Regions from separate parts of the Mus musculus genome. Here region 1 is linked to region 2. Evidence: chromatin loops called from intact Hi-C (ENCODE). Cell type or tissue: heart. All regions are shown on one strand. Links, peaks and the distances in the headings refer to the core of each region. The heading gives the core; the rest is flanking DNA.

Region 1 (4,384 bases), core at 303-4,302, 250 kb before region 2:
GAAAACCAAAAACAACAAAAAGAAAAAGAAAAGAGGGGTCTGGAGAGATGGCTCAGCAGATAAGAGCACTATAACTGCTCTGCCAGAGTTCCTGACCTGAGTTCAATTCCCAGCAACCACATGGTGGCTCACAACCATCTGTAATGGGATCCGATGCCCTCTTCTGGTGTGTCTGAAGACAGCTACATACATAAAATAAATAAATCTTAAGAAAAAGAAGCTGGGCAGTGGTGGCACATGCCTTTGATCCCAGCACTTGGGAGGCAGAGGGAGGCGGATTTCTGAGTTCGAGGCCAGCCAGGGCTATACAGAGAAACCCTGTCTAGAAAAAAACCAAAAAAGCAAAAACAAAAACAAAAAATAGAGAGATAAAAGAAAACTGTGTATGGTGGTGTTCTCTGTGCCCTTGGCCTACCTACCCCATGGCTCCCCTCTTCCAGCTTTGCTATGCTCTTCTCTGCCTCAGGGCCTTAGCTACCATTCCAGTCTGTCCCATCATCCCCATTTTGGGTGTGTAAAAAAGTTACTTTCTAAGGTCTGGGTCCTAGACAAATTTCAGAAGATCTCTAGGGAATCTGGAGGCTCCTGGACTGCTCGGCAACCCATGTGGCCAATGTTGTGGTAGGGAGGCGACACAGAGGTGGCAAGGCATGCTGGTGTTAAACATGGGGAAACTTTTTTATCAGTCCTGGCTGGAGGTGGCCGGCAGGAAAGGGCTGGACTCTGCCAGTCTGGCAGTGACTTCCCCTCCTCCCTTCCCAATCCTCTTTACGCGTAGCTTTTACTGAGGGTAATCTTGTTGTCCTTTTGGTCACCTTGCCCTTTGTAACATCTCCTCCCCTTCAGGACAACCAGAACTGCGACTAACTGCTAAGCACGATGCCCCACCCAAGTGCTACATTTCTAGAGACCTTTTCAGAAACTTCTAGGTGACCCATTCTTTCCCTCTGAAATCCCTCTGAAGTCCCCATTTGATGATTTGTTAAAAAACAAAAAAAAAAAAAATTGTGTCTTCCTGAGCTGCCGCTGTCTGTCACTCATTATGGAATGTGACCTTTGAGGCTTGAGGTGTCTGTAGCCCTAGAACTCTGGCTGGTGCTGAGGAATGAGCTGTGTTTGATTACTGAGGTACTTGGGGCAGAACCCAGAGTCTGTGCATGCTGGGCAAACTCTCTGCTGCTACGCCATCATGACTGGTTCATCTGTATTTCTGAAATAGGGTCGTGTTAAGTTGCTCGTGCTGGCCTTGAACTCATGATCTAGCCTAGAGAGGTTATCCATGTCTTGTCTCCTGCCTCAGCCTCCAGAGTACCTGGGATAACACTCTGTGGTTATGCCCAGTTGAACTTTGTCTTTTAAAGTCTCTTTTATCGTGCTTTTTAGACAGCATCTCACTGTGTAATGCTGGCTGTCTAACGTAAGACTGCCTCGCCCCAGAGTCTCCCCATGAGAAGACTATTGCCAAGCAGTGAGCATCCTGGCACTGAATTCAGACAGATCTTGCTCAGCCACATATGACCTAAATGTGATCATAACTAAGTCTTTTATCCATCTGCAGCTTTCTGTACCTGTAAGAAACAGACAACAGTCCCTAACATGCTACTGTGAGGTAATGGGGTCCTCCATGCTCTATATGCAGGAAGCTGAGGCCCAAAGATTGTTAGGATGTCCAGGATAGCCTGAGCTACATAATGAGATTCCTATCTCAAAACACACACACAAAAAAACCAAATATAGCTGGATATGATGGCTCATGCCTTTAATCCTTTTTTTTCCTTTTTTTTTCCCGAGATGGTTTCTCTGTGTGGCCCTGGCTGTACTGGAACTCACTCTGTAGATCAGGATGGCCTCGAACACAGAAATCTGCCTGCCACTGCCTCCCAAGATTAAAGGCATGCACTACCACTGCCTGGTTTCATGCCTTTAATCTTAAAGGCAGAGGCAGGTGGATTATTTTGTGTATGAGGCCACCCTAGTCTACATAGTGAGTTCCAGGATAGCTAGGGTTATATAGAAAGACCCTGTCTCAAAAAATACTCCCCCCACCCCCTTATCCCTTGAAGCAATGGCTCAGTGGTTAAGAGCACTTATTACTCTTCCAGCGGACCCAGGTTCGGTTCCCAGCACCCATATGAGGCAGTCACCACTGTCTCTAATTCTGGTTCCAGGAGATCTGACATTTCCTACTGAACACATGGGCATATACTGACCCACTGGCTTAACTGACACTGAGCACTGCTGCCCTTGCAGAGGTCCTGAATCCATTTCCCAGCAACCACATGGTGGCTCACAACCATCTGTAAGGGGATCCGATGCCCTCTTCTGGTGTGTCAGCGTCCCCGTACTCCTATATACATTAAATGGGCTTAGTATTATGAATCAGCTGTATCAGAGCTCCAGGTAAATACTGCTTTGCAAACTAGATGAAGACAGTGACTTGAATGAGTACTACTGAATGAGGTAAGATACGAAAACATGTCAGAATCTCTTCGAGCAGATCTTTAGGTGGAAGGAAAGTATGGGGGGGGGGCAGCCGGATTGAGGGCAAGTGGATGGGGTAGTGTCATTATTAGACATTCCGTTCCATGCTCTCGTCAGGCGCAGCCACGCCTGTTCCTTTAGTCTGTCCCACCTCCCAGCCCTAATGAGTTCCAGGCTCTGTTCCAAATACTGAATAAGGTAGAAAAGATTAAAATAAAGCGGTTCCGGATAGAACGAGCTCTCCATTTCCAGGCTGGGGCTGCAGAGGCTGGCTCAGTCCCCGCCTCCGGGACGCTGATTGGGCCGCGTCGTGTGACGTCACGAGAGGGTTTTTAACGAGGAACCGGAGCAGCGGCACTGCAAAGTCCGCTGTGGCTGAGACGCGACGAGTCGGTGTCTGGTTGGCGTGGCTCGCGGAGAGTGCGGCTGGCTGAAGGTAAAGGAGGGTGTCTGGACCATGCAAAGGCGCCGGCTTGCGGGGCTTAGGGGAGCGGGCGTCGACCGCTGGCTGGAGAGTTGCAGGGCCGTGTGGTGGTGGTCAAAGCGCCCGCAGGGGCGTGCCACCGTTGTGGGTATGCGGTGCTTGTGGGAGCCCGACCCACATCGGTGCTCTTACTTTGGGCACACTGCCCGACCGCCTCCTTCATGCGAGATTTCTCCTCTGGGGAGTGGAGAGCACAGCTTCTGCTTTCTCTCAATCTCGGAGAGGGGTGCAGGGAAACGACCTTACTTCGGATCTTGCCTGCAAGATCCGCACCCTCGAAGATCCTAGTGCCCGAGAGTTTCTCTGACCTCAGGGCCTCTCCTAGGAGTCCCTGGGACAGGAGCACGCCTTGTTACACCTGTAGCTACTTTTTTTATTTTTTATTTTTAAGAAGAGGGGAAGGAGAAAGGCATTGGAGATGGTTTAAAAGCGCCTACCCTAAAACATGAGGACCCTAATTGGTTCCTGAGACCCACATACTCTTGTAAGTTGTCCTGACTTTAACACTCAAGCTGTGAGTGGCTTACACACACGCACAAAATATTTTTTCTTTACTTTGGAAAAAGAGGCACTTAAAAATCTTTTTTTTTTTCTTTTTTGTTTTTCTAGACAGGGTTTCTCTGTGTAGCCCTGGCTGTCCTGGAACTCACTCTGTAGACCAGGCTGGCCTCGAACTCAGAAATCCACCTGCCTCTGCCTCCCAAGTGCTGGGATTAAAGGTGTGCTCCACCACTGCTGGGGCAAACCTTGTTTTAATAAAAGGAATATTTAGAAGGGTAGGGTGCAGGTTTAGGGGAAGGACCCAAAAGTTGCAAATTCGTTTATTCTAAACCTTTCTCGTTTCTTTTTTGGCCTTGTTTAGACACCCCAGCTTGTGCTACCTGCCGTTTTAAGGTCTCCTCTTCTTGGCCTCTGCTGGAGTCCCAGACCTACTCCTGAGGTCCACCCTGCACCCTAGCTCACCATGGGGAACCACTTGACTGAAATGGCCCCTACAGCCTCGTCCTTTCTGCCGCACTTCCAGGCCCTGCATGTCGTCGTCATTGGGTTGGATTCCGCGGGGAAGACTTCCCTTCTTTACCGTCTCAAGTTCAAGGAGTTTGTCCAGAGCGTCCCCACCAAGGGCTTTAATACTGAGAAGATCCGCGTGCCCCTGGGGGGTTCCCGTGGGATCACTTTCCAAGTGTGGGATGTTGGGGGTCAGGAGAAGCTTCGGCCACTGTGGCGCTCCTACACCCGCCGGACAGATGGACTGGTGTTTGTGGTGGACTCTGCAGAGACTGAGAGGTTAGAGGAAGCCAGAATGGAGTTACACCGGATCAGCAAGGCTTCCGACAACCAGGGGGTGCCAGTGCTGGTGCTGGCCAACAAGCAGGACCAACCGGGGGCACTGAGTGCAGCCGAGGTGGAGAAGAGGCT
Region 2 (4,384 bases), core at 98-4,097:
TGCATGTGTGTTTGTATGTGTGTATGTGTGCATGTCTGTATGTTTGTATGTGTGTATGCATGTATGTCTGTATGTGTATGTATGTATGTCTGTATGTGTATGCATGTATGTCTGTCTGTCTGTGTGTATGTGTGTATATGTGTTTTGTGTGTGTCTGTGTAAGGAAAAGCTGAGAGCATAGAAAGGACCACCAAGAGGCAGGTGACAGAATGCTAGTTCTGGGGTCCCACAGGGACTTTGGGAAGAAGGGTGACAGCACCTACATTGGGACCTGGGCTGTCACAGTGAGGGCTGGGGAGGACCAGCCTTGGAGGGGGAGGCAGGAGGAAGGCATTAGAGAGAAGTTCCCTGAGCTGGGCTTCAGTCCTGGGAGGGGAGCGAACTGGATAGAGGGAGCAAGGTCCTCAGCAGAGTCCCGGGACAGGCACGTCCTTATAAAGCCCCCTGGGGAATCTGGCTGCAGCCATGATGGGTTCAGTAGGTCTCTGTGAGTCACTGTCACAGGGCCCTGTAGGTCTAGCGTCTCATAAATCCAAGCAGAAGGGCACACTCTCATCTGGGCCAGCAGCCCGGGTGGCTCAGTGTTGTCACTGCAGGGATCACTGAATCAGAACGGTCAATCCCAGGGCAGAAGGAAGAGCTGGAGGCAGAGAGACCCCCTCTCTCCTCCCCTGAGGAAAGCTGTCTTGACTGGTGGGTCTCCAGGCCATGGCCTTTAATACATCTTACTGTTTTTCCTCTTTGTTCCTCTGTCTTTCTGTCTTTGTCTCTGTCTCTCTGCTGTCTCTGTCTGTCTGTCTGTCTGTCTACCCGTCTCTCTCTCTCTCTCTCTGTCTCTCTCTGTCTCTCTCTCTCTCTCTCTCTCTCTCTCACACACACACACACACACACACACACACACACACACACACACACACACACTTCTGTCTTCCCTCCCTCCTTTGCCTTCTTTAATTTGAACTCACTGTGTAGCCCAGGCTGGCCTTGAACTGGTAGGAATCCTCCTGCCTCAGCTTCTGGAGAATTGAGGTAACAGGTGAGCCACCTTTCTTTCTTGACACTCTGTGAGAAGCATCAAGATCTGGCTCAGCCCCTCACTGGCTTCGTCAAGCCCCATGTCACCTGAGGGTCCCAAAGTCCTGGAAACCCCCAAACGGAGCCTAGCTATCACCACACCAGTGACCTGAGGAACTATATAGACGCCAACAGCAACAATCACTATAGAAGTTCTAGGTACGGAGTCGTTAGAGTCATCTTGCTCCTGCTTTCCAGGGGTGGCCAAGATAGCCTGGTGCCACCTTGGAGGTGCGGAGGTAATCTGTCGGTTTAGTGGGGACACCTGGTCTTCCCTCTACTAAAGGAGACCACTGTAGCAGTCACTTCTGAGTCCCAAGCTTCTTCAAAGTCCATCGAGGTCCTAAGGTGTCAGTGAAGCTGGTCACTGCTTCCTGTCTGGTCACCTGCCTCTGAATTGTGGCTTTGGCAGTGGAGAGAATGGATTACCATTCAGCACAGGAGAAGAAAGCCTGTGGGCAGTATGGTCTCCTTAGGGTTTTTGTTGTTGTTTTAAATTTTTAAATTTTTTTTATTTTTATTTTTATTTTTTTTTTAGCTTTTTGGAAAAGCCCCTGCCTCTTGATGAACCCTGGGGCCACTATTCTTGTGGTTTTCCAGTTGTGGAAACCAAGGCATCCAAGCTTTGATATTCCTGCGTAGAACTGGGACTAGAACCCTGTAGCTGAGAGAGTCACCCCCTCTTTCTAGGAGCTAGCAGCCAAGGGGACGAGGGCAGCCCTGACTGTGCAGGCCAAGTCCAGTTTCCAGATACAAAAGGAACCAACGCCTGGGTAGAGTTTTGCCCCGAATGCCCACAGGCTTTGGAATTGGTAAGAAGTAAGCGGTGCTCACCAGGAGCTCAGCTTTCACCTGGCTGTTTTGGGTCATGTTGAGCGGCTTCCTGCTGGAAACTCTGTGGGTCACTGGTGCCCCCTGCTGTTCAATATTAGTATGACATCCTCGCCGGGCCTCAGCTACTATCCCGGCTACGCACAACCACTCCAGCTATTTCAGCTCCTGCGGACCCACACCCACGGGAGTGAGAAACTACGGGGAAACTCGAAGGGCTGCTTTGTCATTAAGAGCACGACCTTGGGAGAGTGTTAATAGGATTTAGGAGATAAACAGGTCGAAGCTCTACCTTTGCGGTGAGTTGAATAATGTGTACTAAGAGACATGTGACCCCACCCCATCCCAAACCTTATGTTGTCCTGCTTCCGCTGCTGCTGATTTGAGCTCAGCTTGTATCAGACCAGCAGGGTGTGTCAGGAAGAAAGAGAAAGAATGACCAGGCTGCTCTGAGCTGGGCCCTGGGGGAGAGAATGCGGCCGGGGCGTGTGTGAGGTTCCGGATTCAGGGATCAGGTCTGGGAACCTACCTACCCCAGGAAGGGCAGTCGAGTGGACAAGAAAGAGACACCCACAAGCCCTGACTCAGCTAGATCAAGGTCTGAGCTGGAGGCACATTGTTTTGATCAGCAGGTTGGACTCCAGAATGGGGACATCTGCTTTCACCAGGTGTCTAACTTTTCCTGGGATGCCCAGGAGGCGTGAGAAAGAGGCCCCACACTTGTATTTGGAGGAGAGCTCAAAGGACACACAGGCTAGGGACAGTTCTTTCTGGGACCTCTGGAGAGTTTTATACAGGGACTGAATCCCTTGGGACCACCTTCATCCATATGCTGAGCAAGGGTGCTCTCCCCATCCAGGCCATAGGAATGAAGGGAGAAGCTGGATGAGGAGCTAGGAAAGGGAGGAGGAAGAGGTGGAGGAGGAAGAGGATGGAGGGGAAGAGGAGGAGGGAGGGAGGAGGGAGAGGAGGAGGAGAAAGAGGAGGAGGAGGAGAGAGAGGAGCAGGAGGAGGAGGGAGCGGAGGAAGGAGAGGAGGAGGAGGAGGGAGGGGAGGAGGGAGGGGAGGAGGGAGGGGAGGAGGGAGAGGAGGGGGGGAACTTTACAGTTCTGTGTAGGTGGGTAGACATCCACACCAGAGCTGACTTCATGCCAGTCCTCTGCATCCTGATGCCCCTCTAGCCCATGAAAGTTTCTTACAAGAAGACAGTGGCCATTCGGTGGTAGAAGATCCCGCATGGAAAACACGCCATGGGCTTGTCCTGAGTGTTAACATGATTTAGGAGATACACAGGTCAGCCCCTCATGACTGAGAGCCATCCTGGAGTGAATCTCAGTGGCCATTTCCAGGCAAAAGCACCCGATGAGATGAAATAGCTCAATTGCTGACCATTAAGTCATGAAGGCCATGGCCGTTGTAAATCTCCAACTCAGCACAGCTTTGGCCTGCAAGGAGTGCTCGGCACTGCCAGGACCAGCCACCTCTGTGGGAAGAGCATCTACATGTTCATGCACGCACACACACATGCAATGCACGCACACACACATGCACACAATGCAAACATGTCTCCCTGGCAAGGTGGCTTGGGGTGAGGTGAAATTATCATAGAATTCATGTGCCCTCACATCCTGTCTTGCAAACTATGGCTCCAATTAGGTCTCCTCTTCCTGAAATGCCTTTCTCAGATGGTCTCCCTGGCCGATCCCACCCAACAGCCTCCTCCCTAGGGGTCACCCACACTCTCCAGCACAGCCCTTCTCCTGCCACCTGCAATGACCACACATTGGTACCATCTGGCCAGGAGGCTCCATGACTTAGATGGGAGCCATCTCTAAGAATCAGGACACAGCTGCTTGCTTTGTGTGTGAGGACATTTGAGTCAAAGACAGGAGTAGAGAAATTAGTCATTGGGACAATTTCAGCCTGAGGGATACGGGACTGGGGGGGATCAGGAACTCTTGGAGTTGAGTTTCTCTCCTGGGCCATTTAAGAAGAACCCAGCTGTCCCTCTAGGACACTGGACCTGCAATTCCACCCACAACCACTAGGTGTGTGGTACATGGCTGTCAGGGCACTGTGATAGGAGCCCCTGCAAGGGGATGCCTGAGGTTTCTCAGCATTCAGCCCTCTTCCAGTGCCAGGCCAGTCAGGTCATACTTTGGGAATATTCCTGTGTAGATTTTTCTATTCACAATGAGACCTTTGGGACGTCTGTGGTGACATTGTGACTGAGATGTGACTGAGAGGTAATGCCCTAGACAGATTCTTGGAAACAACCATGAGCCCTGGAAGGTGGCAGCTGCTTCTTCCCATTTCACAGACTTGCAAACTGAGCCTTAGAGAGCCCTTCCCAAAATCCTAGAGCCAACAGAGGCAGCCCAGGCCCAGGTCTTTAGGCCTTAGGAATGGGCCTTTCTCAGATTCCATAGCAGGGGGTGGGGGGTGGGGCTCAGTTCTCAGTTCTCCCCTGCCCCAGGAA

What was found. Peaks named below come from ENCODE experiments on the same cell type or tissue, not always from the same donor. Only the 100,000 strongest peaks of a DNase experiment are listed, where the experiment ranks them.
Region 1: a loop joins it to region 2, with 2.1 times the contacts of the local background. A loop is called at or near these places in 1 of 42 quality-filtered maps.

Annotation. Positions count from the first base shown.
Region 1 is chr11:101,662,721-101,667,104 of GRCm38, forward strand. It overlaps Arl4d (ADP-ribosylation factor-like 4D), which reads left to right and starts at 2,821. Exons shown (of 2, transcript NM_025404.3): 1 at 2,821-2,917; 2 at 3,828-4,384. The coding sequence starts at 3,930. In heart, for the core only: a CTCF peak has its summit at 2,314 (motif pointing left); DNase peaks (open chromatin) are centred at 2,261 and 2,791; H3K4me3 peaks cover 2,183 bases; H3K27ac peaks cover 2,887 bases.
Region 2 is chr11:101,908,432-101,912,815 of GRCm38, forward strand. No RefSeq gene overlaps it. Among named protein-coding and RNA genes, the nearest start is that of Meox1, 16 kb to the left of the region's middle. In heart, for the core only: CTCF peaks have their summits at 1,998 (motif pointing left) and 3,952; a DNase peak (open chromatin) is centred at 2,000; H3K27ac peaks cover 573 bases; H3K27me3 peaks cover 1,186 bases.